Linked DNA regions of Mus musculus: all the other regions are linked to region 1. A link is a loop called in an ENCODE intact Hi-C map of the cell type or tissue named here. Cell type or tissue: left cerebral cortex. All regions are shown on one strand. Region 1 holds the start of Nkx1-1 (NK1 homeobox 1). Region 2 overlaps Hmx1 (H6 homeobox 1). Region 3 overlaps Gm52798 (a long non-coding RNA gene).

Region 1 (8,000 bases):
CTGTAGGACTGCTATAGGAGAGTGCAGACCTGGAGGTGCTGGGGCTGGTGCAGACCCAACGGGTCAGGCCACAGGGAAGGCAAAGCACACCGCTATAAAAGTGAGTATCGGAATGAATTTGAAAACTAAATAGTAGGTTTAAGATGTTTCTGTCAGAGGTCATGCTGGGCTTGAGGAGGCTACATGACACCATTAAGATCTGATCTCTGTCCATACTGTGGGACAGCAGGCAAGCACACAAGCTTTATCTTCCCAAGCTACGCCAACAGCCAGAGGGATCTGGCTTCAGTCATCACATTGTCTACAAAGAGAGAATGGAGTATCTTATCTGCTTTCTGAGACTTGCCATGAATCACCTTCTGGTGTCCTATCCAGCACACATCGCTGTGTAGCCAGAACTTAGCCCATGTGCCCTTCAAAGAAGCAAAACTTAGTCTTGTTTTTGAGGCTGAGTCTCGTGTATCTTAGGCTGGCTTCAAACCCACAATGTAGCCAGGGACAATCTTGAACTTTAAATTTGCCTGCCTCTGCCACTGGGTGAGCCCTGGGGTTTAACATGAACCCTAGGGTTACAGGCATGTGCTACCATATCCAGGGGTCTCAGGCCTAGTTAAAAACTAGACAAATTGTGCCTGTACAAAACTGATCAAAGCAGAGTTGTAGGACTCTACAATTAGAGGCCTCCCCAGAAACAGTACAATCTACACCCCAAAACTCACCAAATGTCACATGTGGAGAAAGCCAGCTGAGAGGCCAGAACTGAGCAACCTTCTTAGGCTCCTCCTAAGCCCTGCCCTGGCATCCACTAACCCTCTAGATTTCATCTGTCACAGACAGATGACAATAGTTTTGTGCTGAGTAACACACAGTTTCCTCAGAGACTGAAACATTCCATTCTTCAAGAAGCCATTTAAACAGGAAGGTGAGCAACACAAAATAGCTTCAGGAAGTTCCTATGAGGGACCACAGTCACTAAGCCCCTCCTTCCCACAGTAAGCAATAAAAGCTGAGAGCCAGCCTCAGCTGAGCTGCTAAGAGACTCAGATAACCAAGCTACAAATAAGACTCAGACCAGCTCAGCTTCCTGGAAGAAGCCTAAGCCAGCTAAGCTTCCTGACGAGGTTTAGACCAACTGAGGCACCTGGAAAAGACATTCTTCAGCCTGTCCCGCTGTCTGCAGGCTATGCAGTGTGATCCAGGCTCCCACGTTTTGAGAGCGGCCATCTATGCTGGGGTGAACCTTGGTGATACAGCTGTCTTTGAGTCATTTCTGCTCCTGTAAATAACTCCTCTCCCACACTCCTGTAAGTAACCGCAATATAACTCATTGGCTTACCAGGTGATGACGGCACATGCCTTTAGTCCCAGCACTCATGAGGCAGAGGCAGGTAGATCTCTGAGTTTCAAGGCCAACCTGGTCTACAGAGTGAGTTCCAGGACAGCCAGGGCTACACAGAGAAACCATGTCTACACACACACACACACACACACACACACACACACACACACACCTACCTCACTGGCTCACCAGTTGACATTTAGTGGTACCTGGACTTTGCTCTGTCATGGGATCTCTATCTGTGGTGAGTAGATGTGTAGATGTGTGTATTGCATCTCTCTAGAAATGTCTTGTCGCACAACATTCTATCACAGGCAAAGGGCTGTATACAGAGGCCAGCAAGAAAGACTACAGGGACTCAGGGAATGCCAGGAAGTAGCCACTACTCCATGTCGTAGCCTGTGGCATTGAACCCAGAGATGGAAGGGAGGTGCTGTGTGTGGTGGGCTCACTGCTTCCCAGCCTCACAGGCCCTGACCCACATTCTCTGCTCAGTTCCAAAGCCTTCTGTAGATGCCAAGGGCGCCATGAGTACAAGTAGCCGAATTTGGGACAGAGCCTTGGCAAATGAGCTGACCCCCACTCCCAACCCCCATTTGGATGTTGAAGAGCCCTGTTCAGCCAAAATTCATTACCACATGCCGGAGTAGCTAGGATCCCGGGAAGCACAGCTACCTGCTCTACCTAGTCATCTTCCCAGGAGAACTCTGGGTTGGATCAGCATCCTCGGCTCAGCTCAGCATGGCTGGCAAAAGGAAACAGGACTGGAAGGGGGCCTTGGGTCTTTTTCCAGGGTCAGCTGGCAGCTGCTTTCCCTCTCATGCACAGGGTCCCCTGAGCACAGACATGGAGGAAACTTGCAGTGAGGGCACTGTCACCCTCACCCCCAACTCACGCTCAGTGGTATCTTGCTGTGTGGGCGAGGGTTGCCTGTGTTGGCCTGGGAGAGAAGATCGCCATGCGTTTTGGAGGTGGGACAAGATAGGGCAGGACTATGGCATGTCGTCTCCTATTTATGGAGGCTGTGGCTTCTGGCTGGGCAGCCCCTGCACAGGCCAGGCTTCTAGTGATTTGATTTGATTCCAAGGGTTTTCTGGAATCTTCTGGGGCCTTTTAGGACTTCCCTGTCGGCAATCTATGTCTTAGAGGCCCAGCCCTCAGCAGCAAGGCTGTGAATATCCTCCAAGCCATCACCTCTCACAGTTAAGCCACTTCATACATGGCTCTCACTCCCTGACCACAGGGATAGTAGTATTGCACCACTGAACTAGAAGGCTGGACCAGGTGCCCATCTAGGGCTGTCAAACATCAGGTCAGGACAGGAACCTTTAGGCCTAGAAGGTCTGAAAGTGGAATGTGGGCTGGCTGGAATCTGATACCAGGTCTCTCCTGGTCAGTGAGGGAAGCTACCAGTCTTCAAGGGGCAGGTTGGCTTCCTGCCCCCTCACTGCCAGATGCTGCTCTTACCTGCCTTTGGCTTTTGATGAGCATGAAGCCAGTTTTGTGCACTCTGACCAGTGCTAGTGACTGCAGTTCACTCTCAGCCTGACTCCCAAAGGCAGCTCGCTTGACTAGCGGTCAAGACCCCTCCAAAAGCTCACTGTGCTAGGAAACAGGACGCCTGAAGGAGAAGCCTAGCCCCACAGTGGAGCACAGCAGGCTCTTTTGTTCTTTCTAGGGAGAGTCAGGGACCCTGGAACAGACCAGAGAACAGTTGCCTCCCTGTCCCTCTCCACAGTCAACCCCCTTTTCCTTCTCCAGTCTCCACCCCTACTGATATACAAAATCTTCCAAAGCTGGAACAGGCTGCCATGTAGTCTCCCTGTAGTCATAGGTGGTTCGGTATCTGCTTTGGGGTGTGTGGGCCACAGCTTCGGGCCACTCCTGGGCTCCATGCGTTCAGCACATAGGGACTACACACACACACACACACACACACACACACACACACACACACACTTCCATTCTGGCTAGTAGACTATCTGGCAGGTTGTTACACCTCAACCCTCCAGCTTCCTCCTCTAGGAAGGGGGATGTTTTTCCTGCCCACAAGTAGCCTGCTTGGGGGTGGGAGTGGGGGCAGTTGGTGGGACCGGATTTGGAGGTCAGCAGTGCCAGGCTGCAAGAAGAGGGGAAAGGGCCTCACTTCGGAGAGAGCGGGAAGGGGACTCAGACCCGTGCTGGACCCAGGGCGATCCCCAAGAGAGAAAGGTGACAGAGTGCAAGCTACTAGAGTGACCATGAGACACTAAACACTGACAGGAAACTATACCTAACCGCTCTGAAGTCCCTGCCCAGGGCGACACACAGATGGATAAGAACCGGAGCGGACAGGAAGGCGGGATCGGCATCCTACGGCGCCAGAGCCTTCGGGAAAACGCCCGCATGGCTTCCTGTGCTTTATTAAGAGTTCTACAAAGTGCTTGGAGCAGGCCACGGGAGCCTCCCGTTTGGCCCCTGCGCACACTCGTTTATAAATTTCTCTTCTGTAGGAACGGCTATCTATATACAGGACCAACGACTGAAACCTTAGAAAAGAGACGCCCATGCTCGCCTTGGGTCCTCTGGCCTTGAGGCCGCGTGCTGCGGTCCCCACCGGGGTCCTGGCACCGAGATTCAGAGGTGGGGCGCATAGAAGGCGGGCGCGCCGTACGTCTGCGAGCCCAGCACGAAGGGCGACAGCACGGCCGGGCTGGACAGGAAGGGCAGCTGCGCAGCACACACCAGCCCTCCTGGGCTGTGCGCCGGGTACCCGGCCGGGCCGTGCAAGGCGAGCGGAGCGCCCATGGGAGGCGAGGGGCTGAGCGGACTGAGGCCGCCGGGCAGCCCCGCGCCGGGCCCCGCTCCCGGGCCGGGGCCCCCGCCGCCGCCGGTCGGCGCGCTGGTGTCAGCGCCTGGGTTTTGCTTCTTCCACTTGGTTCGGCGGTTCTGGAACCAGATCTTCACCTGCGTCTCGGTGAGGCTCAGCGACAGCGCCAGGTTGAGGCGCTCGCACACCGACAGGTAGCGAGTGGCCTTAAACTTGTTCTCCAGCGCCACGAGCTGCTCGTAGGTGAAGGCGGTGCGCGCACGCCTCGGCTTCCCGGACTTCGAGTCCGAGCCCGTGCGCTTCCGCTTGGGCTTGGTGGTCACGGCGGCGCCCTGCGGGGTACTCCCCGCGCTCCCCGCTCCCGTAGCAGTTGCAGGCGGGCCCGGGGCTCCGGGCGAGTTCCCACGGGGCCCTGGGGCCGCAGTATCGTCCACAGGGGAAGCCTCGACCTCGGCCGCTCCGGGGCAGCCCGACCCGCGGGCCCCGAGACCGCCGCTGCCTCCCCGAGGCTCCTCCGTGCCCTGAGCATCCTGCACCTCGGGCGCTTCTTCCTCGTCCTCGTCCTCCGGCGCTTCATCCTCGCTGTCCGCGGTCGGGCTGCGACCGCTGCCGCTGCTGTAGCCGTTGGCCTCGGCCTCGTCCGCCCTGTAAGAGTCCCCAGCACCTGCGGGCGGCGAAAAGGAAGAGAACAGAGGGTCAGGCCCGCTGCCAGCCGCCCTGCCCGCTCCGCCCCAGGAGAGATTCTCTTTTAACTGTTGTGTTTCTCCTCTTCCTCGTTTGCCCCCTCACCAAAGATTTTCTTTTTCTTCCTCCTTGCCACAGTTCCTCCTTGATTGCTTGCATTTCCTCTCTGCCTTCCTTCGGAAGGACCCACTCCGTGTCGAGCTGCTTTGCTGCCCCATCCGCAGTCCTGGCCTTGGCCTTTAGGGCTGCGGTGCGCGGGCGGCCCTCGGAGTGTACAGCGGAGAAAGAGCTCCGATCGATTCACGGGGCAGATACAAACTTAATTAAACTCATTTTGTGTAATGTACAAACTAGTTAAAGTCCATTTAATTTATTTGGGCGTATATTACCTTCCAATTACAGCGGGCGCGGGGCCAGCCAATTACCGCACAGTTAATAGCTGGAGGGGCGCGAGGCCTGGGGTGGGGTCGGCCGGCTGTGAGGAGGCCACTTCTGAAAACCAAAATCGGTCGTCTGGGAGCTGTCCCTACCTCAGGCTTCAGGCCCTGAAAACTAGGCGTCGCAAAGTGCTGACTTCCCTGCGGACCTCTGGGGCCCACCAACCAGCTCCCCAGCGACTCTGTCTTAAGCGGGCTCCAGCTTCCCGTGGGCTGGTTGAGTTTGGAGGCTGGGAAAGCGTATTGTGAACCTCTAAGCAGGGCCCTGGGAGGGAGTATGAGCGCTAATCCCGCTGCATCCAGAGAGATGCTGCCGCCATGACTGCATTTTGCCTCTGAAATTTTGCAAGGCTGTCTGTCTGCTCTGCAGGAATCTGAGGACCTTTCATGCCCCTCACCCACAGGTGGTCTTTAAATGCCAGAGGAGGCCTCCACGTTTTCCGACCCAGGGCCGGTGTTCAGCTCTCAGATCGAGTTGACGCTGACATACTGGAGCATAAAATCGCAACTCGAAAATAACCCAGCTCAAATGACCCAGGTCGCATGAAGAGTGCGGGTGTCCTGTCCTCAACTCCCAGGTCTTAGCAGGACAACTATTCCCTCAGGCGACACGTAGCCAGTCATCCCTGCCCCAGCCCTGCCTGGCTGCCCTCTCCCAACTGTGCAGCGCTCGCTCCCTCCCTACACAGCTCCAGCAGGCAGCCGCGAGTTCCTCGTAGACCAACCCCTTGGCGGAGAGAGGGGTCCAACTGCAGCCTGCATGGCCTGCCCTTCCTCTCTCTAGGAACGGAAGGTCAATGCAACCGCGTTGGTAGAGCTGGCGGCCCCAGTCCAGTTCTCCCTGAGCGTTCTGGTCCATGAGAGGCGCAGGGGCCAAGAAGTTAGAGGAGGACGGGGGAGGGGCACAAAAAGCAATCAGGAGCTGGTCGAATGCAATTCGCGATCAATAGCGGCCCCTAATAAGTGTAATAGGTTTTAATCGAGTAATTATCCGAATTTTGACCCTATAATTTAGATGTTCGGGGGGAGTTTGCAAGGTGCTTGAAAGAGATATGCATGCGCCGTAATGGGATATCGACCGCAAAGGGGGCGCGGGCCGCCCCATTACCGGCCGCTTTCCGCCGCTAAGCACATTTCCCTTTAACTGTAATCGAAGGGATTTAATTGTTTTTCCAGAGATAACCAGCGTTTTGTCACAATTAGTCTGATTTGTCCAAAGGGGGAGGGCCGGGAAGGCCACGGTGGGGGTGGGTAAGTCACCAAGTCAGTCGCCGCATGTCCCTTTGCCTCCAGCACCAACTACCCTCCAACACCAAAGATTGACTAGATGAATCCTGGACCGTAGTCGCAACCCCAAGGCCCCAGATTTGGCCCAACAGAACCTTTCCAGAAGCGTGCAGCAGTGAGGGCCCTAGAGTCCGGGTCGGGAGGAGGCCACGGATGCTTGGGGCGGACCCCGCGCTCTGCGAACTTTCCACAGAGCCCGGCGGCGCTTGGGTCAGGCCCAGCTCGCCGGGAGCATAAACATTCCGGAGCAGTCGGTGTCCTCGCCCCTATCACCAACCCCTTATACTCACTTGTAGGCTCAGCTCCCGCGGCCGCTGCGACTCCTGTGGCGGCGGAGAGGGCTCGGCGTTCTAGCTCTGCGCGCGGCGAACGTCCGGAGGCAGCGGGGACCGCGACGCACGCGGCCGGGGCGCATGGGGCACACGTAGCGGGCACCACAGGGCCCAGTAGCACGCAGCGGCGTCTCCTACTGTTGAACTTGTTGGGATCTAGGATGTCCAACACGGAGAAGGAGGTGGGGCGCGGGGGCGCGGCGGGCCGGGCCGCTCCAGCCCCCTCTGGCACCGCGGGAACAGTGTCGCTGGCCGCGAGCGGTGGCACTCCAGCCCGGGGAAAGATGGGCAGCTCAGCTCGTCCGTCCATAGTGTCCCGAGCTGTAGCCGCAGGAGCCGGCGGTGCGGGCCCCGAGCCGGGCCCGGGCGGTGGCGGTGGCAGCGCGGGGACGTCCCCGGGTGCCGCCGGGCCGCTGGTACTCATGCGGGCCTCGGGCCGCTCAGGCGGCTCGGGCCCCCGCTACCTACTGGGATCCCATCCCTGCGCCCCGCAAAATCAGCCTCAGCCCAGCTGTTCCCGCTCTGCTGGTGCTGCCTGGCCTTGCCTCCGCCACCGCTTCAGGCGCCCGCCGCGCCGGGCCAGTGCATTTATGGCGGCCCCGCCGGAGGCGCCCACGCGCCCACACGCCGCACACACGTGCGCCCGCAGGCGGCCGCAGGGTTCCGCTTCCCTCGTTAGCGCTCACGCCTAATTGGCTGCGAACGGTCCCAAGCGGAGTAGGCGGGCCCGGTACGGGACTCACGGACTGAGCCGCAGAGACGGACAGACAGACGCCCTGCCCGGAGCCAGAGCACAGTCCACTGGAGGCTGGGGTGCTCAGCACCGTGCCGCTGCGCCTCCGCGGGGCTGGAAACTGCGTGCCCGCCTCCTTGGCGAAGGGGGAGGAGACAGTCGCCTTTTAAATAATTGCGGGATCAGTTGGCTGTGGAGGGCTGCAGAGGCCCCAGGACGTGGGAACCCACGCGCCCCGAGTTGGCCTGGACATCCCAGCTCAGGGTACCGCTAAGGCAGGTCTCTCCTGCTGCCGTGGCACGCGGGGTTCTGGGCTATCCTGGCACCAGGGGCTCTCGCGCCTTCCGCTGCTAGGACGGAAAGGGAGAGAGGGGTTCTT
Region 2 (8,000 bases), 2.0 Mb after region 1:
TCGGGGTTGTGCCAATGTCACCCGGTGGGATTTCTCTGGGGAATGTGCATTTGTTTCTCCTAAGAGTTGTTTCCTTGATGTCTGCTCCACGTGTGTGATGGGGAGGTCTCAGCCCCTGGCGGTTAGGTTGTATGTCAGTCTCTGTGTGTACATAACTTTGAAGGACATCCTTTCTTTTGTCCCGGTCCTCTGCCAGCCTTTTGTGAGTTGGCGGTGGGTTGGGGGCTGAGGTAGAGCTGAGCCAGGGGCAGTCTCAGATGTCAGTTTGTCTTTTGGATTAGCCTTTTTCTTTCGAGAATTTTCTCTGTCCTTCTCTGGGTGTGCGCTGCCACGTGTTTGCTGCGGCCCAGGTCCTGGGCTTCATTTTTGGCCTCTGCTACTTTCCTGCCGGCACCCCAACCCCCTCCCGCCCCCGCAACCCGTACGCGGGGCGTGTTTCCCAGTTTGTAGCGTTTGAGTGAGGAGGATTTGAAGGTGGGAGGAAGCCAGTCTCAGTGACTCCTAAAGGCAGACCCTTAGAACCCGCCACTATGCCCGTTTCTCCCCTGCAGCAAGCGACCGGGACTCTCCGGAGACCGGCGAGGAGATGGGCCGCGCAGAGAGCGCCTGGCCGCGGTGCCCCGGGCCGGGAACCGTTCCGCGGGAGGTGACGACGCAGGGCCCGGCGACCGGCGGGGAGGAGGCGGCGGAGTTGGCCGAGGCTCCAGCGGTGGCGGCGGCGGCGACAGGGGAGGCGCGCGGTGGCCGCAGGAAGAAGACGCGCACGGTCTTCTCGCGCAGCCAGGTCTTCCAGCTCGAGTCCACTTTCGATCTGAAGCGCTACCTGAGCAGCGCAGAGCGCGCGGGCCTCGCCGCCTCGCTGCAGCTCACGGAGACGCAGGTCAAGATCTGGTTTCAGAACCGCCGCAACAAGTGGAAGCGGCAGCTGGCAGCGGAGCTGGAGGCGGCCAGCCTGTCCCCGCCGGGTGCGCAGCGCCTGGTCCGCGTGCCGGTGCTCTACCACGAGAGTCCCCCGGCCGCCGCGGGGCCCGCGCTGCCTTTCCCGCTGGCGCCGCCCGCACCCGCACCGCCGCCGCCGCTGCTTGGTTTCTCGGGCGCGCTTGCTTACCCGCTTGCCGCCTTCCCTGCCGCCGCCTCGGTGCCCTTCCTTCGCGCGCAGATGCCGGGGCTAGTGTGAGCCGGCGCCCTCCATGTAGGAGGCGGTTGGGGGAAGGCGCCGCGCACCTCGCAGTCCCTCGAGCGGCCGTCTCCGTGGGCAGCTGCTCTACAGTGTACCGGACAGCGGCGGCAGCCGGGACTCGCAGCCAGCTGCAGGACTGGAGACCCGTTCCGATGGAAAGCCGCGGCGATGCGCTAGCTCTCGCCGGCACGGAGTGCTGAGCAGATGCCGGCTCCGAGTCAGCAAACGGACACTTGGAATGGGCTGGCCGAGGAACCGTATGGCGACTGTCCCGAGGCATCCTGGCCCTAATTCACATTGTCCTTTTCTCGGGAGGGATCTTGCAGGAACCCAGACATCAGGGGCCCCTTCCAAGGGACAGTACAGAGTGCTGCGGGCCTTGGGACAACTCATCTTGGGCCTCTTTTCCGAAGAGGGCTTCTCTCTTGGCGGCCTTGGTTCTCTTGGCTTGACAAGACTTTTTTTTTTTTTTCTGTGATAAATCTACTTCTTTGCATATGGAATAAAAAGGGACGTTTTCTTGATGGACTCGCAGCTGTGTGGTCGCTAGGACAGAGCCGCTTCTTGTAGCAGGCCTGAGTGTGTGGTACTTCCCTCCCAAACCTGGCTAGGGACTTTGGAAAGGCTGCCCCGGGGTAGGTGGGCAAGTCAGGCTGGAGCCACCCTCCTGGTTTATGATCCTAAATTTTACTCTGCTTGTGACTGAGAGGCCCAGCTACACTTCTGGGGAAGTCTTAGGGGTCCAGGAGGAAGGAATAGAGATGGAAAGATGACTGTTGTAGGACTGAAACCAAAGGCATGGCAGATGAAGGTAGGGCTCTCTGGCCACCAACTCCGTCATGGGAGTTCATGAGGCTGTGTGGCCGCTGCCCTTACCTGCACTTGGGACACACAGCAGGATGTGTGTCGAAATTCTTTGATCTGAAACAAAGCTCTGGCTCTTCAGCAGGGCACTGGGGTGCTTGCTCCTGCCTCCCCTGGTCATTGGAACCCTCTGTGTGCTCTCAGGGGAAGTTGCTTGAACAGTGTTGGACCACCTGGGTCACACATCTCCATTGCCCCCATACTGACTTGTTCCTACCTACAGGTGTGGAGTGGTGCTTTATTTGGTGTGCTTTTGAACCTAATTGGGAGAGGACATTCCAAATTTGAAGGGATCTGGTCACTCCCAGAGGACCTTGGAAAACCTGTCTTCCTCCCTGCTCCACCTGGAAGCAGACACCCCACAGAGAAGATGTGCAGCCATCAGTCCACACGGGGCCAGGGGCGCCCAAGGTGGCGCCAGACAGCCTAGAAGAGGCGCCAGGGGCCTGGGGGAGTCAGTCTGTCTTAGGAGTGAGTGTGTGTTTTCTTGACCCCACCCCAGTATAAAGAGCGAGTTTCCAGTATGGAGACCTAGGTGGTGGTGCTCCATGGAGCACCTCTTCTATCTGCTGCTGCTCTCGTTCATATGCCCCGAGAATTGTATATTTTGAGATTGGTGTGGAAGGGACATTGGTCCTTGACCATCTTTGAGTCAGCCTTCCATATCAGTCAGCCAGTCAGAGTTTGGAGCCTGGGCATTCTTCCTCCTTGGGACACTCAGAACTGCTTTGCCATGAGTAAACCAGCTTTTGCAGGCTTTGTCTGGGAGAGACAATACACTTCGGTGAGTTTTATTTTTTTCAATGGAGTTTTCGAAAGCCTTGAATCCCCCGTCAGCAGGCACACAGGCTACAGGCTGTCCCCAGACAGAATGGGCAGGCCTACCTCTCCCTCTCCCCCTCAACTCTCCACTGTGCCATCACCAGACTTTGGTGCCCATGGCTTTGTGGCTGTTTTTGTTCTGTTCTCAGGATAAATGTCTGACTGTCCTGGAAAGGATCGGGTGCAGCCAGCGGCAGCACTTCTCAGACACTAGCACAGCACAGGTTCCCACAAGCAGTGGGACTCTTTCCTGTATACACAAAGGTGCTTCCCATGGCACCCCACACCCCAGCGGTCCAGGTGGAAATGCTGGCTCCACTGTCAAGGTCTCAGGGGGCTCAGGTCACTGGCCCCCCTCACTTTTCAGCCCTTTCAAAATGCACAGTTAAACCCAGGACGAGGAACTCATTGTGAGACCACCGTTTCTCTCCAATATCTTGGGCTGAGATCACACACTGATCACAAGGTGTCTTCGGCCCAGCAAATGTGTCCTCATCAGAATGTCGTACCAAGACACAGTGAAATATCCTTGGAGAGTCACTTGCCACAAGGAGCCACAAGGGACAGTATCCTATGGACACCTGCAGTAGAACCTTGCTCCATCAATTGGGGAAGTGAGGTGTGTGTGTGTGTGTGTGTGTGTGTGTACACACACACACACACACACACACACACACACACACACACACACATATATATATTAGAATTAGCATCGCTGGGCAGGAGAGCTTCCCACCTCCCTAATCATCCTGTAGCCTCCTATGGCAGTCTTAGTCACTCAGCAGGAACATGGTCCCTCCTAGAGCTAGGAACTGGATCCAGTGATGCAGTAGGAAGCTCCCCAACTAGTTCAGCTTGCCAGACTTAGGCAAGCTCGCCATGCCCCATAAGTATCCACCAGCTTCTGGGGTGCAGTGTAGGAAGGCAGCCCTAAGCAGAGAGACCTGATTCCAATTCAACAGGCAACATTCAAGTCCTAGAGGGTGCCAGGCCTGGCTGGGGGCCTTCGTGAGTCCGGGATCCTGGCATCGATTGCAGGCACACCTCCTTGCATTGACTGTTGCTGGCAGAAGATGAATGGTTTCGATCTGTCTCTGCCAGGTGAGCTTAACCTCTCACTGGTTTCTGGTCCATCCTCCTTCGCAGCTAAGTGAGGTCCAGCTGCCATCACTCTGAACTGCAGAGGCTCCTGCTCATGAGATCCAAGTGGTCCACCTTAGTGGACCCTGTCCTACTGGCAAGAGAAGTCTCACGGCCAAGCCCTATTTTCGAGCCCCCAGGTTCCCCATCACAAGCCATTTGGCACATAACTCTCTTGATTCTGTATAAGAAACCAACAGTGTTCTTGCTGGAGCAGGGCACGTGAGGTTCCCAGCCGGTCAGAGTTTCCTGAGTTTCTACCAGGAGTATGGAAGCAGCCCTAGGCTAGCTCTAGGTACTGGACAGGGTGGGGTGGTGGCTCAGAGAGTAAGGACATCCAGGAAGACTCCATGCTTTGTCCCAAATCAGAGCAAACAACAGTAGGCATGGGAACAATGAAGTCTTCCCAAGAACTGCAGCCCTACCCTGACAGCTGCAGGAAAGCTGCAGGACAGACAACTCTCACACAGTCACACATCCGACTGCTCAGGGAGGAAGCTCCCCAGAGCAGGGCTCTGCCCTCACCCAGAAAACAGCCCAGCTGGGCTGAGACCCAGGGGCTGGGCACTGGCCAGGTAAGCTAAGCCTTATTTTCTCTTTCTCTCTCTGGCCTGCCTTCTGTTGCCCAGCTCCCCTCCTCCAACCCCTCAGCAACAAGGTAGAAAATGAAAGCAGTGCTTCGCTGTAGCTTGGACTCTGGGCCGGAAAAGCCACTGGGAGGCCGGCCTCCAGCCAGAGAGCAGCTCCTGCGGGTTCTCTAGGACTGGGCAGTCCAGTGCTGGAGAAGGAGGGAGGCCCCTTTGATACAATGAACTTGCTCAGCTACCAGAGCAGGCATTCACCAAAACGCCATGGAGAAAGGACTTGGGAGGATGGGGTCCCAGGAACTCCGCTAGTCAGCTAGCCTGGAGCCAATTCCTGGGTGTCTGGTTGCCCTGGAAGGAAAAAGGAGAGGTGGCTGTCCCCTTGGCACATCTGTCCTCATAGCATATGCTCACTCTCAGTCGGTTGCCCACAGGTTCCAGGACTGAGGGAAAATGGGGACAAGCTAGGGCTTCCTGTGGGTTATTGGGGAAGCTAGGAAGAGCAGGGTTCCTGCAGGAGCTGGGTTTGTTTGTTTTGTTGTGTAGTTTTTTAAAAAATTATTATTATCGTAAAGGTGTTTGTAGGTATTGTTACCCAGTCAGTTCAGTAAAACCAGAACAGAAAAACAAACAAAAAAACAAAACAACAAAATTATGTGTCCTGCCACCATACATCAAAGCCAGATTAAGAATTTATTGGGACTATGTTTTATTAGTCAGACTGTTACCTTAAAAATAAAAACAAAAAATTAAAGTGCATTTAATTTTAAAGTAAATTGCATAAGTTTATACATTTCTAAGTTTACCAATGAAATGATATGATGTTGGTTTATCTAAAATACGCAGCAAAATTAAAAGGGGAATGGAAGAGAGGCGCTTGATTAGGAGTCCGTACTTGCGGAAGGTCCAGAGGCAGGCTTGAAAATAAACCTAAGTAAATCTGTTTAACCAGACCGTGGAAACGCGAGGATTTGTGCTGGGGGGGGGGGGGGGCCGGGGGGCGGGCGGGGCGGAGAAAGGGTGACTTTCCACCCGAGAAGCTGCAGTACGTTCCAATTTTATTTTCACCCAATCTGAGTCTCACCTGGGTTCACTTAAAACTCGGCTTTTAAAAAGCTGTGCATCCTCGCGGCTTAGCTAGAACTTGACCGTTAAAGCTCACATACTTAGCTTTACAACTATTTTGGTCTCAAACAACCCCCTTTTCTCCCCACGCCGCTTTCCGGGGTTTCATCCCTCTCACTCTGGTCACGGTGACCGCACCGGACTCCTCACCCGGGGTCCGGGCGCCTTGGAGGGGGCAAAAGGGCTTAAAGGTCGCGACCTTGCAACACAGTGTGGGGTAGTGCCCTGCGGCCGCCTTTCTGGTCTGGGATCTAGGTCTTCTGTTTCTGGAGCACCGGGGATCTGCGGCGCAGAATGCGGGAAGGAGGCTCGGGGCCCACAGGCGACACTCGCGAAGGGTGGATGGAGAAGGGCTGCATCCGGACCTCCGGGAAGCCCTGGGCTGGAGACCGCTAAACAGACCAAGCACCCGTGGGCTCTGCGTGATCCGGGATTGCAGGGGCACCACCTCTGCGGATCCAGACGCCTGCTAGCCATGGTTCTGCGCTCGCCCTGGAATGTCTCCCTTCCCCGCCCTCCGCCTGCTGGTTCTCTTGGTTCGCCCGGGACACAGCGACGTTATTCTCCCGCTCGACTCTCCCCAGTGGCCGTGATCCTTCTTCTCACGCGTCCTGCCATGCGGGAAGTGACTCCTTCCCTGCGACGGGCGCTCTGGTTTCTTGGTCCTGCCTCCCACTATGGGTCCCGGACTCCGCGCGCTTCGACCCACCGGGCTGCGGACGCGGCTGCATATCCCGCGTCAGCACCTTTCCGCTGGTGCCACGAGGCCCTGTTTCGCCATCAGGTAGGAGTGAGAGACATGGGGGGGGGGGGGTGCGTACTGCGGAGCCCGGGATGAGACGCCGGCCCTCCTCCGACCTTACTGGGCTTAGACGCTCCGGGCAGTCTCAAGGGACCCTGTGGCTCGCAGCCCCGCCCCGCCCCCGCGCCGGGCCCAGCCCCGCCCGGCCCGCGGCGCCCCTCCGATCCCGCCTAGGCCGCTCACCTGGCGTCTCGCAGTCTGCTGCGGTCTGCAGACCCTCCCCTCCGTCCTCACCTCTCGTCTCCTATCCACCTCATCCTGCGTGTCCTTACGCGGGCTAGGTGCCCAGTCACATAGTAAAGGTTCCTTTCCGAGCCGAGGGCATGTAACGGAGGTGGGGACGCCGAGGTCCGGAAGGCATCGGGAATGAGGCGGAGGTACATGAACGCGGGTGCTGGTGGAGTCCAGGCAACGCTCGCCTTGGCCGAGAACAGAAGATGGACCCACCTGATGGGAGGAGCTCAGCCTGGTCCCTGGGCACAGACCTTCCCTAGCACACAGGGGGCAGGGGGAAGCTCACTATGCTCTGTGTCTTTCCTGGATCCCCGTGGCTGGGATGGGGCCCGATACTCCCATCTTAAGACTGCGAGCGCCGAGCCTCGCAGCTGCACAGTGCCCCCACAAAAGACAGGGGTGCTATCCTAGTTGTGTGTTCGAAAAATAATCAGTCCCAGTCTGACTCCAAGGCTCACGCATCCCGTGATCTGGGAGACGGAAGCAATGTTGGGATTTCTTTTCAACTGGGCAAATGAGGGGGCCAGAAGTGGGAGAGCCCACTGTCTCTCAACTCCTTCCAGAGAGTTCTCTACACCAGGGAGTAGATCTGAGGGCCCTACACTGGAATTCATTCGTTTCCTTTTTAAAAGCTTGGAGACAGAAGCTAGAACTCACCCGGAGCCTAGTAGGACTTCCTCAGACCTCCAGGCCGTTCAGACAGCAAACAATGATAAGCAAGCAAGCAGAATGATGCCACGTGCCCTTAGGGCTGACCGAAATTGGTTGTGGAGAAAAGACCTTAATCATTTTCCGGATCCACTTTACCTCCTAAGGGCGGCTGTGAAGAACGGGAGGCTTGCCTCTGAGCATCCCCGCTCCCCAGCAGTGTCCAGGCCCAGTCTTACCTGGTCATTGTATGTACAAGTCCATTGTGGCCCCAAGATATGTCGCAGCCCACACCCCTCCTCTTTTTTCTAGAAGGGAACAATACTTTGGGCCAGCAAGAAGAAGGGCTTTTGGGGGACAGAGAGAATGGAATGGGGACGCTGTTCAAATCTTGAAGAAGCTCATTCTTTTCTGGGGCCTCTATTCACCCACCTTAATATCATGGGACCTACCTGGTGGAGCCATGTGCCCAGGCTCTGATCCAGGGCCTGAGCCTTGCCTTTACTGTGGGATTCGATGTCCCTCGTAGCAACATAGGACTAGTTGGGAGAGCATTGTGCCCCTAAGCCTAGGGTCTTGCGCTCAGAGTGGGCTCTGCATA
Region 3 (8,000 bases), 1.9 Mb after region 1:
CTGAAAAGGGCTTATTACCAAGAATGGGAACACAGGATTTCACAGCAAGTGCTGACTTGAGGAAGTGAAAGGTTAGCCCAGGTTCCCCGCCCCACCCCACCCCCCGGGGAAGAGGCTCCTCTATGTGGTCCACCCCACCCCACACAACCACCAAACATACACCTTGCCTGTATGCTTGTTCTAGGCCCCAGGCTGGAGGGCTGGGCACCCTCTGCAGGTTGTGGGAGGGAGCCATCCTGCTACCTGGACTCTTGATCTGGGCCATCAGTGCCACCCACTGGGATGTGGGGAAGGGGCTTTTAGGAGTTAATCAGCTCAAACAGAATCTCTAGCCGAGTTTGTCTGGATTCTTGAGGCCCAGCGTAGGCAGTACCTGGACCAGCTGTAGAAAGAATCCGGAGTAGATGACTGGGCTGGTACCCCACAGCCAAGGATGGCTTCTTTGGAAGCACCTGCCAATTAATGACCCACGCGGTAGGGGTACAGTCTGCTCTCTGGAGACTGTCCTGCAGGGCAAGGTGAGAAGTTTCTAATCAACAAACTAATTTCTGTCCCGGCCAAGTGACTTGCGGTAGATCTTCAGGGATTTGCCAACAGGACTCTAGGACTTCCAAAGGTGGGTGGGACCCAACTGCTAAGGGCCCAGGAGCCAAGCGGCAATGCAGGGAAGAGAAAGAGGCACTTCCCAAGTCTCCCTTGGCGGGCTCCCTTGTTCTGGGATGGGAGGGGAAGGCACAAGGGCAGGCCAACTGGGATGAGTTGAGAAGCAACTTAGGTGTCCTCCACCCACCAAAACCTCAGAGAAACCTGCAAGAGAAACTTAGATGTCTGAAAACCTGATAGGTCTGGTTTTCAAATTGGAGGCCCCCACCCCACTCTGGAGCCAGGGCTGTCTGAGGCCGCACCTCCTTGCCCCCCCTTTAGCTTCTGCTGGCCCAGAAGCTCCCCGCCATCGGATTTGGCCCCTGCAGAAGCTTCCAGGGAGTGTTTACTGTCCTAGTAGAAAAGTTGCTATGAAGTGTTCTGCCCTGCCCCACTTCTCAGCACCAGAGTTCTGTGTGCTGCGCAACTTTGAGCTTCCTGAACGCCAGGAGCCCCTCAGTTTCTGCCTTAGTAAAAAGGGTGTTAATAGAGCTCTCTCCACACAGGGACCCTGGGTATGCCCGCTTGCAGCCTCTGGAGAAAGACAGAGGCTCTGTTAACAGCTTTGTGTCTGTTGTCTGTTGTGCATGTGTGCATGTGTGGAGAAATAGGTACACCTTCTCCCCACACCACACATGCACACATCCCACAGCCAGGCTGGATGCTTTGAAAAGCAGTTCTAATGTGAAGCAGCTCCAGGGTCCCAATTGCCTGGGCCAAGTAACACTGCATATCTGGAGTTTGCAGGAAGTGCATGGTTCTGGGCAGAATGCTGGGTGTTCTTGAGAGGGGTCCATCCATTATCCTTCCTCCTCCACCTGCCTGCCTGAGCTCACCTCTTTTTCTTTAGTTGAACCTGACAATGATTCTCTCCTTTTCAGGCATCAATGGAGCTGGGGAACCTGCTTTATTTGCATCACAAGATCAGCCTGGTACCTTAGTTCCCTGGCAGTGCAGGGGCAGCACTCCTCCTGTACAGGAGGCTCCAGCTTCTTTTGCTGGCCCCCTCTAGGACTGAGAGAGAGGGGATGGGGCTCTCATTAAGAAACATCTCCACCGAGTCCACCATGGTGTAGCCTCTGGTTTACAGGGACCTGAGCCACCAGAGCAGAAGTGTGCCTGTGAACATGGACCATCTGGGACCTTGTCAGGACCTGGCTGCTGGCTTTGTTGGTGTTTGTTAAGAAAAGTGTAGTTTGGACAGAGGTCAGAGCTTAGGCAAGGGGGAGAGGGGGAGGGGAAGGAGGAGGTGGATGGGGAGGGGGAGAGGGGAAGGGGGAGAGGGGAAGGGGGAGGGAGACAGGAGGGGGAGAGTTCATATGCCCTCCCTTTACTGAGATGTGACAGTGAACAGAGCCATCCCCAAAGACTTCCTGAAGGGGCATCTTCCCTCCCATCCGAAAGGAGGCACAATGAGCCCTCTCTACCCCATATCGACACATACATCTCCCCTGCCCAGTCACTCAGTCTTGACCAAAAATATGCCCAAGGCTTGGGATCCTGATCGAATCCCCCAACCTGGACTTATATCCAAAGTTTAATCCAGCCAAGGCACCTGACATTAAGACCTCTGTGTGAACCATTTTAGTTTAGGACTGGTTCTTCCTGTCTGTCCCTGTGTCCCTCCAAGGGTGCTACCGACCACCTCCCTGGTGACCCAGCATGCCCTTTCTGCACCGGGACCATGGAGGGCAAAGTCTGGGTGTCCAAACAGCCATCAACCATGCCTGGTCAGCTGTCACTGTGCTCAGTGTGAGGTCCCCACAATGAGATTCAGCAAGCTGCTCCTGGCAAGACCAGTCGGTCCTCCAGTTTTGATGTTGGTTGCCTGTTTTAAGAACACTAGACTGGCCTAGCTGTGATGGTGCGCGTGTTTAATCCCAGCATTCAGGAGGCAGATACAGGTGAGTTGGAGGCCAACCTAGTCTAAAAAGCAAGTTCCAGGACAGATGGGTCTATTACATAGAGAAACCCAGTCTCTAAAAACAAAAGGTAGCAATGAAATAATTTTATGGTTGGGGATCACTACAGCATAAGGAACTCTATTAAAGGGTCACAGCATTAGGAAGGTTGAGGACCACAGAGCTAGGGGATGGAGACTGCCCCCTGCTGGCATCTTTTCCTAATTGCAGACCAAGAAAGTAGGTGAGTCAAACTTCCCCAAAGCAGCCCTCTGGCTGCTGTACTTAAAAACAAGCCTAAGTGGTGATAAGAACTTCTTGCTGGATTTTAAAGGGACAAGTTAGTTCGCAAGAGACTGGGACGCCCCATCTTCTTACTGAACAGGACTGTCATGCATTTGTTAGCTGCAAGGAGACATGGGGGATGTGGGTCTTTCCACTCCTCACACTTCTACAAAAGGCAACCATTTCTCTGTATTTAGACATGATGTGTGGTTAGCCTAACACGCAGACTCCTGGGGTCTTGGCAAGTCCAGAGCAGCAGCTGCTAATGGCAAGCAACACAGCAGAAGTGACGTGGCCTGGATTTAGGAGGAAGATGAAGGCTCTGCCTGGTGTGTGGTGGGAGGTCCAGTTGGGGCTTTCAGTCTCTGGGCTGCTCAGTCCTTCTGTCCACCTAGTCTGCTGATGCACGCCTTAGGTTCCACTTTCCAGCACCTCAGGCTGTGCTGTAAAATCCCTAGTCCAATAAGCACTGTGGGGATGGGAAGTTTCTGAATTTCCCACTTTGGCTCCACACCAAGGAAGATTCCAAATTAACCTTAGAGACTCTTGAAGATGTCTTGTGTATGGTGCCATTCTGGGAAGGAAGGCGGGATGCAAGGAAATGTTTATTTCCACAGTTCTAAGCAGTTATCGGGTCAATTCCACAAGCCTCCTGCAGGTGGCACCCGTGGGCTCTGGTTCCTGCTTTGGCTTCTCAAAGTTTCCAGGAAAAAAAAATCAGAAAAATCTCTATCATGTAGAAGTATGTATGTATTGGGAGCAGGGAGTTCAGAGAAAGCTGACTCACGAATAGACATCTATCCAGTGGTTTGTGTCTGGAAGGTTCTGATCCAAGAAGCTGTTTCTGAATTTAGTGTGTCCTCCCCTGGTCCTAAGAGGGCAATGCTGGGTGATTTGGAGGCTCTTTGTGGACACGTTTATTCAAGAGTTATTAACGCTGCTATCTTTCCCATCTCTATCTCAGTGCTGAGAGCAAGGTTCCATCTCACAAACTGTCCCCCATGTTATTTCCCTTCATTGGCAAGCAAGAGAGACCATCCCTTCCTCCATCCATCCTACTTAAGCTTTGTGAGATGCTGGGAATAAGTTGGGACGAAAAATAAGACTCTTATCAGTCACCATGCATAGTAAACACAATGACCCACCCTGGGTAGAGACCCACCATTTTGTCACGCTTTTTCCCTGAAGAACTCTGCCCTGGTGGGAGGGAGGTTCAATAGTCAGTGCAGGTCTGGGCCCTTTGTGGAAGGAGAGGCGTGACTCTGTGCAGTGGTGGTCTTCTTTCAGGAGCACATCACCAAGGTTGCTGTGAATTCTGGGAGCACAACTCCCCACAGCCCATTGCTCCTCAGGTGTGGGCTGTTCAGAAAGGCTGGCCCCAGAATTAGTGGCGGCACTCCCTCCCCACTAAGGGAATCCTACACTTCCTGACTCTGCCAGGTCCTGAAATCCTTCTCAAGGGGCTCTAATCAGCTTCCAAAAGAGGGAAGATGCAATCGCACTCACCTCAGCTCCAGGGGCGACGCTATGGTTTTATTTGACTCTTGTGTTAAGGGCTTGGCCCTCAGCTGGTAGATTCAGATATTTTGGATTATCTGGGGTTCCTGGATCTCAGACATTGTAAGATGACTGGATTGTGGGGGCCTCTGAACTTTGCATTTGTTGTGAATGCTATTGGGGGGGACTTAGCAGGGGAGCCTACTTGGAGGAAGGAGTAACTAGGGGCTGCCTTGCCTCAGCTGTTTTCTGTTTCTGTCTTTGTTTCCTGATTGGTTGCCCTGAGGTGAGCTCCTGCTCCACCACATCCTTCTGGAACAGTCTCTCTTAAACCAGTGAGGACAGTCGATCAACGAGCTGAAACCTGTAAAGCCCAGAGCCAGAATAAACGGTGTCTCCCTTCCCTTGCTCCCCTTGGGTATTTTGTCACAGCGCACTAAAAGAGTAGTGAACGCACCACCATCTCCATCCTCCCTCAGTGGCTTCATTTTGAAAGAAAAGCGCTTCAGGCTGGATGCTTCCTAAGGAACCGAGGTTTACTTCTGCAGCCCTGCAGTCCTGGAGCTGAGAGAAAATTGAGGCGCCAGCAGGTTCAGAGGCTGAGGATGGCGGCTCTCTGACTCTAAGATGGTACCTGTCAGTGACCTCACTTGGTGGATGTGAACCCACTCATTCAAGAAACTTTATGAGGTGCTGACCCCATGCCTGAGAGTAGGATGGATGGGTGGATGGGTGGGTGAATGGATGGATGGATGGATGGGTGGATGGATGGATGGATGGATGGATGGATGGATGGATGGGTGGATGGATGAATGAATGGATGAATGGATGGGTGCATAGATGGATGGGTGGGTGAATGGATGGGTGGGTGGGTGAATGGATGCATGGATGGTTGATGCATGGATACATGCATGGATGAATGCATGACACATGAACAGACAGTACATGACTGAGCCATCATCCAATCACTCCTATGGCTTTGTGGGATCTGAGTATTCAGCAGAGGCTGTTGAACTCTTAGAGACTGAGGGGAGGAGCTTGTTCCAGGCCAATCCCTCACCACCCTGGCCATCAAGAGCGATGATAACTAAGTCTTCAGGTTGTCCCAAGATGGTATACCTCCTTGCCAAGCTTACCTTGCTCAAATGCCACAGGCATCCTCTCCTAGGTGGAGGGTGGAGTCCTTAACACCTTTAGGATCCCTTGCTGCTCAGTCGCCGGCTTTGCTTTCCAGAAGACTCTGTCTTTCTGAGTCCTTAGGAGAAGTTTTCATGCATCATGACCATCCAGCCTTTTGTTCCAACCGGCTTCCCCAACCTCAAGTCACTTCTAATCAGGGTTACGGGCAGCCAGAGCTGTCTAATGATCCCCTGGGATCTGGATAACTCCAGCAGAAGTCTGTGCTCCATTGTGGAAACCAAACCTGCTCCTATTTCGAGATGCTCCTCACATTAAAACCAGACATCCCGCCAGTGTTAAAGTGACCACAGCTGGGGGAAGATGGGGATCCGAAGAGCTGGACTGGGCAGGCAGCGCCAGGCGGGTTCCAGGAGAAAGGCAGCCCCCTGCTAAGCATCCGTCCATCTGGCTGTCCGTCATCCATCTCAGATGATTTCTTCTTGCCCCCCTTTTTCTTTTCGCTCCCTGCCCCCCACTCTCCTGAAGCCACCTCAGCCACAAGCACTGAGAGCCTAATGACCACCTGCAGAGAGTAGATGACATGTTTGGGGTCTCTGCTGATCAGCGGGCAGAGCTGGAACCCAAATTTATGCATTTCTAGCTCTCCATAATATAGAATCCTGTCTCCAGGAAAACCACCAAAGCAATCCCCACCTCCAGACTCTAACAGCAGATTGCCATGATGGGACCTGCTACTGGTGGGGTGGGTGTCACAAGAGGAGCAGTTGGCTGGAGGGTGAAATGGATGGCCAGTGGAATAGCCAGGAGAGCCCATGCTGAGGAAGATGGTATTCAGTCCGCTTCTGTAGGTTTGAAATATTCAGATGTTCTCCTGCCCCAAGGGACAGTCACAAGCCTACATAGGGAGAGCACAAGGTGAGACCATCAGGGTCTATCTACTCCTCTGGCCCAAAGCTCTGAAGCTTCCTGGACTAAGACGAGTCTTGGCCATGGCTTTGTCCTCTCCAGAGTCCCCATTCAGAGGGCAGGTGCTGTCCTCTGTGCTTTCTTCCCTACATCAGTAGGGCAACTCCTTGTATCTGGAGACTGGGCAGAGGAGAATGGCTTTTCTGCAGTCTTGGGAGGGGTTCAAGCTACACGTGTGCATAGAGAAACATGGAGGGGTCAAAGAAGAGGAACAGAGCCACGGAGCTGACAGGCTGCCACAGCTATAACTCAGCTTTAGAGCCTTAGAGTCCTGTAGAGGACAAAACCCACCCAACTGTTGGTGCTGCTGAGCAGGTGAGGACCTCAGGGCTGTGTTTTTCCAAGTTCCCTCCCCACCTGGTTCCCCAGCTCTTAGTCCTGGCCCATCTCAGCTTCCAGACCCTAGCTCCCACTCTACCTCCTCTGCAGCTCTTTTACCCCTTCCCCCTCTCCCTCCTCCCCTCCTTCTCATTCCCTCCCCTTTCTTTCCCTTCCAGCCTCCTAGTTCCTAAGTGCAGAGAACCCCCCTTCCTATTTCCAGTTTTAAAGGGAGACTTTCACAGGGTCAGAAATAACCAGACTTAAATGTAGCCAAGGGCTCCATTGGTAGAGGACCTGCCTATCTTACCAGGAGCAAGTTTGATTCCTAGCACCATAGTGGGACTGACTGTAATCCCAGCGCAGAGGTAGGGATGTCCATCAGTTCAAGGTCATCCTCAGCTACATAGTGAGTTTGGGGCCAGCCTAAATTATGTGAGACTCAGTCTCAATAACAACAAACAAACAAACCCTTTCCCTCTTTGCATCTTTTAAAAAAGAGAAGGTTTTTAAATATACAACAAAGGTTTGTCCACACTGTGGACTACCCACAATCTGACTCAGTGGATGGTGGGTGTCTTATGTCCCTTTTGCAGCTGAAGATGCTGAGGTGACCGGTGAAGAGACAGAGCACAGCACGGAGTGGGGGGTGGGGGGCCTGGTTCAAATCTGCCAACTCTGAGGGTGAGAAAGTTTCCTGCTGGCTGTGATGTGGAAGAAATTGTGTGGCTGTTAATAAGATCCTGGAGACGGACTACTGACCACCATGAGCCAAGAGGGTAGAGGAGAGAAGACACAGCTAGACTACTGTTGCAGGTATAACTACAGCCAAAGCTAGCTAGTCCTGCCAAGTGCTGGCAGTCCAGAAAGGACCATAGTCCTTCCCACAGCCCAGGAAGGGCCACAGTCCTGTCCACAGCTCAGGGAGGGCCACTGTCCTGTCCACAGCCCAGGAAGGGCCACAGTTCTTCCCTGTGAGTCCTAGGGACAGTGGGCAGCACCTCCTTTGGTGCTGAGGGCTTCAGATTACTCTTCCAGGTTGTTTGGTTGGTGGGTTGGTTAGTTTTTTTCCAGACAGGGTTTTTCTGTGTAGCCCTGGCTATCCTGCATCTTGCTCTGTAGACCAGGCTGGCCTCCAGCTCAGAGATCCACCTGCCTTTGTCTCCCAAGTGCTGGTATCAAAGGTGTGTGTCAGCCTAGCCCACCATTCTCCTAGTTTTAACAGTTTCTAGTTTAATAACCTTTAGTGGC

Evidence for each region. A loop is a pair of places that touch in the nucleus more often than their neighbours do. Peaks named below come from ENCODE experiments on the same cell type or tissue, not always from the same donor. Only the 100,000 strongest peaks of a DNase experiment are listed, where the experiment ranks them.
Region 2: a loop joins it to region 1, with 8 times the contacts of the local background. A loop is called at or near these places in 5 of 42 quality-filtered maps.
Region 3: it touches region 1 in a loop (5-fold over the local background); 5 of 42 quality-filtered maps call a loop at or near these places.

Annotation. Positions count from the first base shown.
Region 1 is chr5:33,426,779-33,434,778 of GRCm38, forward strand. It overlaps Nkx1-1 (NK1 homeobox 1), which reads right to left and starts at 7,312. Exons shown (of 2, transcript NM_011320.1): 1 at 6,847-7,312; 2 at 3,956-4,812. The coding sequence starts at 7,312. The coding sequence ends at 3,956. In left cerebral cortex, no CTCF peak of the experiment used is centred here; DNase peaks (open chromatin) are centred at 3,797, 5,438 and 7,555; H3K4me3 peaks cover 508 bases.
Region 2 is chr5:35,391,187-35,399,186 of GRCm38, forward strand. It overlaps Hmx1 (H6 homeobox 1), which reads left to right. Exons shown (of 2, transcript NM_010445.4): 2 at 552-1,704. The coding sequence ends at 1,177. A930033C23Rik (a long non-coding RNA gene) reads right to left here. Exons shown (of 3, transcript XR_003955880.1): 1 at 7,639-8,000; 2 at 6,701-7,502; 3 at 5,607-6,484. Among named protein-coding and RNA genes, the nearest start is that of A930033C23Rik, 4.4 kb to the right of the region's middle. In left cerebral cortex, a CTCF peak has its summit at 3,386; DNase peaks (open chromatin) are centred at 1,016 and 7,421; H3K4me3 peaks cover 478 bases.
Region 3 is chr5:35,376,516-35,384,515 of GRCm38, forward strand. Gm52798 (a long non-coding RNA gene) reads left to right here. Exons shown (of 2, transcript XR_003955838.1): 2 at 1,524-1,795. E130018O15Rik (RIKEN cDNA E130018O15 gene) reads right to left here. Exons shown (of 2, transcript NR_152157.1): 2 at 2,637-6,360. Among named protein-coding and RNA genes, the nearest start is that of Gm52798, 5.1 kb to the left of the region's middle. In left cerebral cortex, CTCF peaks have their summits at 2,736 (motif pointing left), 3,475 (motif pointing right) and 3,681; a DNase peak (open chromatin) is centred at 3,480.